Linked DNA regions of Homo sapiens: region 1 is linked to region 2. A link is a loop called in an ENCODE intact Hi-C map of the cell type or tissue named here. Cell type or tissue: PC-9. All regions are shown on one strand. Links, peaks and the distances in the headings refer to the core of each region. The heading gives the core; the rest is flanking DNA.

Evidence for each region. A loop is a pair of places that touch in the nucleus more often than their neighbours do. Peaks named below come from ENCODE experiments on the same cell type or tissue, not always from the same donor. Only the 100,000 strongest peaks of a DNase experiment are listed, where the experiment ranks them.
Region 1: it touches region 2 in a loop (5-fold over the local background); 32 of 110 quality-filtered maps call a loop at or near these places.

What each region holds. Positions count from the first base shown.
Region 1 is chr3:52,525,288-52,528,090 of GRCh38, forward strand. NT5DC2 (5'-nucleotidase domain containing 2) reads right to left here. Exons shown (of 14, transcript NM_001134231.2): 7 at 2,726-2,786; 8 at 2,542-2,644; 9 at 2,330-2,431; 10 at 2,007-2,088; 11 at 1-8. Among named protein-coding and RNA genes, the nearest start is that of NT5DC2, 7.2 kb to the right of the region's middle. In PC-9, for the core only: no CTCF peak of the experiment used is centred there; a DNase peak (open chromatin) is centred at 1,194; H3K27ac peaks cover 791 bases.
Region 2 is chr3:52,669,345-52,672,147 of GRCh38, forward strand. All of the region lies in intron 3 of PBRM1 (polybromo 1), which reads right to left. Among named protein-coding and RNA genes, the nearest start is that of PBRM1, 15 kb to the right of the region's middle. RefSeq lists an enhancer at 1,944-2,113. In PC-9, for the core only: no CTCF peak of the experiment used is centred there; a DNase peak (open chromatin) is centred at 1,607; H3K4me3 peaks cover 415 bases; H3K27ac peaks cover 2,292 bases.

The DNA of each region.
Region 1 (2,803 bases), core at 116-2,615, 140 kb before region 2:
AGGTTTCCCTAGGGAGAGGAGGGGAATGCTGCTGAGCCAAGTGTGCCTTGTCCTCCACCAGTCCTCCCTCCCGAATCCCCAGAGGCAGCCCAAATCCAGCCGGATGCTGGCTGCCCTTTCCCATGGCCTTGCTGCTCCCTCCCTGGGCCCTGGTTCTTGTCACTTTCCCCTCCTACTTGGGAAGGGGATTCTGCCTGCTGCAGGAAGGTGCCCTACAGGCCTGGCATGGTGCCCATGCCTCGAGGGCCTTCTCCCTGTGGTCTCACACGTACCCCAGGTTAGGGATTAGATCCCTGTTTGTAAGGTAGAAACTGCAGGGAAGGCTCTGCAGCCCTGAAGTCCTTGCTGGCCTCCCCTGCCTCAGTGCAGAGGGACCTGGCAGACCAATGGCAGACCTCACCGGGGCCACCAGCATCTTGGAGCCAGAGAAAGATGGAGACACTCAGCCAGGCCCACATGTAACTGGGGAAGCTCACAGGGTGGCAGAAACTGAGCGGCCCAGAGCAGGAATCACCAGACTAGTGCTCAGGCAGCAGCCACCAGGGTAGGAGTCCACACCCCAAAAGCGAGAATAATTGACACCCAGCAAGCACAGTTCTTGAAGCAGTCTGTGCATTCCAAGCCTCAGAAGTGGAAGCGCTGGGGGAAACAGGTGGTGTGGGAGAAGCCAATTGCTGAACTAAGTTCAAGTGGAGGGGCAGAGGCCCAGGCAGGCCCCAGACCAAGAGAAAGAGTCTCAAAGGGCAGGAGACTGACAGACTCCTAGTGACTGACAGGCAGGATCCAACACACAGTGGAAAGCAGCTTCAGAATACTGGGCATAAAGAACTGCCTGAAAGCTGCCAGGGAAGAAAGTCATGTGTTTCTCACAAAGGTGTATGACCCTCTTTAGCTGAGGCTGGATGCCAAGGCAGGGGAGAGCAGCGCCCTCAGAGCTGAAGGGACGCACCTGGGCCCGAGGGCTGTGGAGAGTTTGGGTGCGGAAGGGTGGGAGGCAGAGAAGTGGGCAGGGCTGAGAGGGTGGGGGTGTTTCCTGCAGGCCAGGCTGGGCATTGGCCACCTCCACATTGCTCCCCTGGCCAGCTGCTGGCTTCCCCCTCCTCCAGCCCCAAGGCCTTTAGAACCCCTAGCCTGAAGAAGCCCAGCTCAGCCAGGATTTCCGCATTCCAGCCAGGGCTAAACCTTAATCACTGCCTGCTCATAGACACCTAATCCCACCTCAACACCAGTCCCTCTCATTTTCCTAGCCAGGTAGGAAGGAGGAGTTTCTCTAGATCACCCAGTGAGCTGCCCCCAACCAGACTTGTTCTGGCTGCAGCAGAGTGCTCAACCCCAAGAAATGACACCATTCATCAGGCATTTCACGATCTCTGACCATTCTTGTTTTTTGAAGACAGGGTCTTGCATTGTTGCCCAGGCTAAAGTGCAGTGGTGTGATCACAGCTCACCACAGCCTCGAACTCCTGGGCTCAAGTGATCCTCCCACCTCAGCCTCTGGAGTAGCTGGGACCACAGGTGCATGCTACCATGCCCCGCTAATTTTTTCTATTTTTAGTAGAGATGGGGTTTCGCCATGTTGGCCAGGCTGGTCTCAAACTCCTGAGCTCAACAAACTATCCTGCAGCCTCAGCCTCCCAAACTGCTGGGATTATAGGCATGAGCCACGGTGCCTGGCGCACTGGCCATTCTGAGAGCTTTATACCACAGCTTCAGTAGAGAGTATTACACCTCTTTTGCAGACAAGGGAAGCAAGGCACAGAGGTCAGGCAACCAGGCCAGGCTCCCTCTGCTGAGTAGTGGAGTTAGGAATTCAAAGCCAGGCTGCTTGACCCAGAGGTCAAGCTCTCGAGGCCACCCAGACCTGCTCCCTGCCAGCCATTGCCTGTGTGAGGCTGCTCAGGGCCAAGGAGCTGTGCTGCTTCTTCAGAGGCTGCCTCTGCACAGCCTGGGGCCCTAGCTAGGCCCCATGCCCCCACCACATGCTGCTCTCCCCAGATGGCCCTTACCTGCCGATAGATCTTGCCCTTTTCCAAGCGGGTGATCCGGTCCCACTGAAGTGAGCCCTTCTCATCGAGTTTTCTGAAAGGCCTGGGGTGCAGGTAAAGGGCATGACTTCCAGTCTGTGGCTGGGCCACGGGCCGGGCAACCCCCATCCCTCCTCCGTAAAGGCCCACCTGCTCAAGTGGACCCATGCCAGCAAGGGGGTGTTCTCACCCCAAGCACATTGGGCAGTGGGCAAGGGCCAGGTTGGCCTCCTGCTTCAGTCCCCTCATTGGGGTGGGGCCTCTATTCCCCTTCCCTGGCCCTGCAACCCCCACCATGCCCATACTTGCGCCGGTCAGTGAAGAAGCTGGGCTTGTCTGCCTGGACAATGACCACATCGAAGAGCTGGCGCCAATCGGGACCCACCATGTGCCGCATCCCCTTGTCTCTGTGTGGAGGAGTTTCAGGTGGCAAGTAGTCTGAGGGCGGCTCCGTGCCTGCCCTCCCCACCCAGAGCCCTGGCCCTGCTGTCCCTCCATCCACAGGGGCTGGACTCACACGAAGCTGAAAGGACTGTTGGTGATGAGGAACAGCTGTTTCCCATGGGCCACCAGGCGGCTCAGGACAGCAAACGTCTCATCCCCTCTCAGGATGTACTTCTCTAATGGGGCAGATGAGTCTGTGAGGGTCAGTCCTGCCACCTGCTCAGGCCGGCCACGGCAGGGCTTCTGTCCACACTTACCCATGTCCTGCTCGATCCACTGGTACATGAGGCCCTTCACATGCACGTCTCGGATGGCGTCCTGGGGGCAGTGGAGGA
Region 2 (2,803 bases), core at 284-2,783:
TGACAAAATTTCTTAAAATAATTAAGTAATTTCCTTCTTTAATTCCTTAAGTAATTTTAATGACAATTTCTTAAGTTCCCAAAATAACTTCTTGGGTTTAGGGTTCATGGATGTTTAGTATTTTTTCTGGCTTTCTTCAAATGAAGTTCCAGGAGACAAGTAAACCTACTGAAAAACGATGTGACTATTTTCTCAATTCTCCCACAGGGGTAGGTATTCAGCCCCATTCTAGATGTGTAAGAGATAAGTTATTACAAATAACATCATGGCGATTAAGGCTTAAATCTCTCTTGGAACCTTAGCTGACAGGTTATAGCCATTCTTTTATTACGTATAATATATTTAAATTATTTTTAAATTTGTATTCTGACATAAAAGTTGCAAAAATAGTACTTTTTTTCTGAACCATTTGAATAAGCTCTGACATGATGCCCCATCACGCCTGATAATTTAGTGTTTGTTTCTCACAAATAAGGACCACAACTCAACCATCAAAACCAGGAAGTGAATGTTAATACAGTACAGTTGACCACTGAACTGTGCAGGTCCACTTATATGGGAACTCTTTTCAACCAAAAAAATCAGAATATTGAGAAATCAGAGAAAAAGCAGAAAGAATACTGATGTTGTCAGTGGTATCAAGGAACCTTCTCACAGCACACATTAGGGCTCTGATAACTTAATATCCAAGATGGTCCTCTCCATCTGGGCCTACAGGACCCACAGTCCAGTGCTCCTTGCTGAGGCAGGACCCCAGCAGTGTCTCAAGCTAAGGGGACTATCTGTAGACAATTGAGAATTCAATGAGAACATGTGCCTAGAAAGGACACTATCCCCCAGAATCACTGCTACAAGGTTCCTCACAAACATTTTTAGAATTACCACAAAGACAAAAGAAAAATCAGGATCCCAACCTCTCACTCTATGTCATATGGTCAAAACAGGGTCCCCCCATTTCAAAATGAAATACTTCTAATTTCTAACAGTACTAATTTTTTCTGAAATCAAACATACAGAAAACCATCAAAAGTAAGAATCATCCTTATAATCCAGAATAAATAGCACCATTTGCATTTTTATAGACATTCTTCCAGACTTCTCTATAGGCACATGTACACACAAACCAAATTTAACATAAACAGGATTATATTGTATGTTCTTTCAAAACAACTTTTCTCTTTCAACAATAGATGAGGGCAGTCTGGCATATGGCTGCAAAATAACCAAAATGCAAAGTTTTAATCAGAATAATGAGAAACACTAGCCCTGGTGTGCAGACAGCCTGCCGGCTACTCCCTACCCCATTTTCCCTTCTTCCCAGGATGACAGCATTCTAAGCTGCTGCATGGCTACTAAAGACTATATTCTCAGCCAGCATGGTGTTGCATGCCTGTAGTCCCAGCTACTTGGGAGGCTGAGGGAGGACTGCTTGAGCCCAGGAGGTCAAGGCTGTAGTGTGCAAAGATGGTGCTGGTGAGTAGCCTGCATTCCAGCCTATGTGACATGGTAAAACCTCGTCTCTAAGGAAAACAAAGCAAAACAAAACCTTAAAGACCATATTTATTCTCCAGCCTCACTGCAGCTAGATTCTAGCCAATACGAGAGCTGAAGTGTGTCATATCCAAGTCATGTCCTTAACATTCATTCTTTTTCCATACTGGCTGGAAGGCAGTTGTGGTAGTGAGTCATCTCAGACCATGCAGGCAAGGGTGATACCACAAAGACCGCAGAATAGAGTTGGCTAATACTTGTACCTTGACAACTTCACAGAACAGGACTTTTACACAAGAGAAATAAATTTCTCTTTTGTTTCAGCCATTGTTGATTTGCATGTCCTAGCACAAAGCAGACTAATACAGTAACTGAAACAAAGTATCAAAAAGATATTCACAAATTGTGTAGCTCTGAGCAATACTAATTCTCATAAATACTTGAGAAAAAAACATACATTCCACAGAGGAGCGTCAGAAAAAAGGCACCATTATCTTCGAGGTTGTAACATGACAGTGGTCCAGCACCCAAGGTGTGTATCCTCTGCCCCTCAGCACTCGCCTGCCAGCAAAAAGGAGGCAGCAGAGGGACGGTATCTTCTATAAAAGTTGTTTTGTATACTTCAGTGTGATGCTGCTACTCTATACCACATAATGGTTAAGAGCACAGGCTTTGGAGTCAGAACGACTTTAGTCTGAACACCAGTTATCTTTTAGTAGTTACAAGAACTTGTGCAAGTTCTCACCTATAAACTGTGATAACTCAGAATTTTAAATAAGATATGATTGGGAAAATGCTTGGTATTGTGTCTAGAATGTGGCAAACAATAAATACATGCTTTTACTACTTTATGCTAATTAAATGACAACTTTCAGAAGACTATTATTGATAAACCAACTCAAATATGGAGACAGTTACCTCATTTTAAAAACAATGCTTCCTTTTTGGCCATGGCTAATTTGCTAATTTACAGGGCTCTCCTAATTCAGGATGATGACACTGCATTCTCAGTGGCTTGCTCGTTGAGGTGAGAAATTTGCCTCCAGTTCAACTTAGAGCTTGGTAACTACCCACTGTAGCATCAACAATCATGAATGAATCTAAATCTTTAGTTAACTCACAGCTTTCTACAGCTGCTGTAACAAATTACCACAAACTTCAGGGCTTAAAACAAAACCCATTTATTATATTAGTTCTAGAGGTCAGAAGTCCAAAATGGGTCTCACTGGTCTAAAATCAAGGTATTAGCAGGGCTGCATGCCGTCTGGATGTTCTAGTACGGAGCATCTAGCGAAAAAGGTTTCCTTGCCTT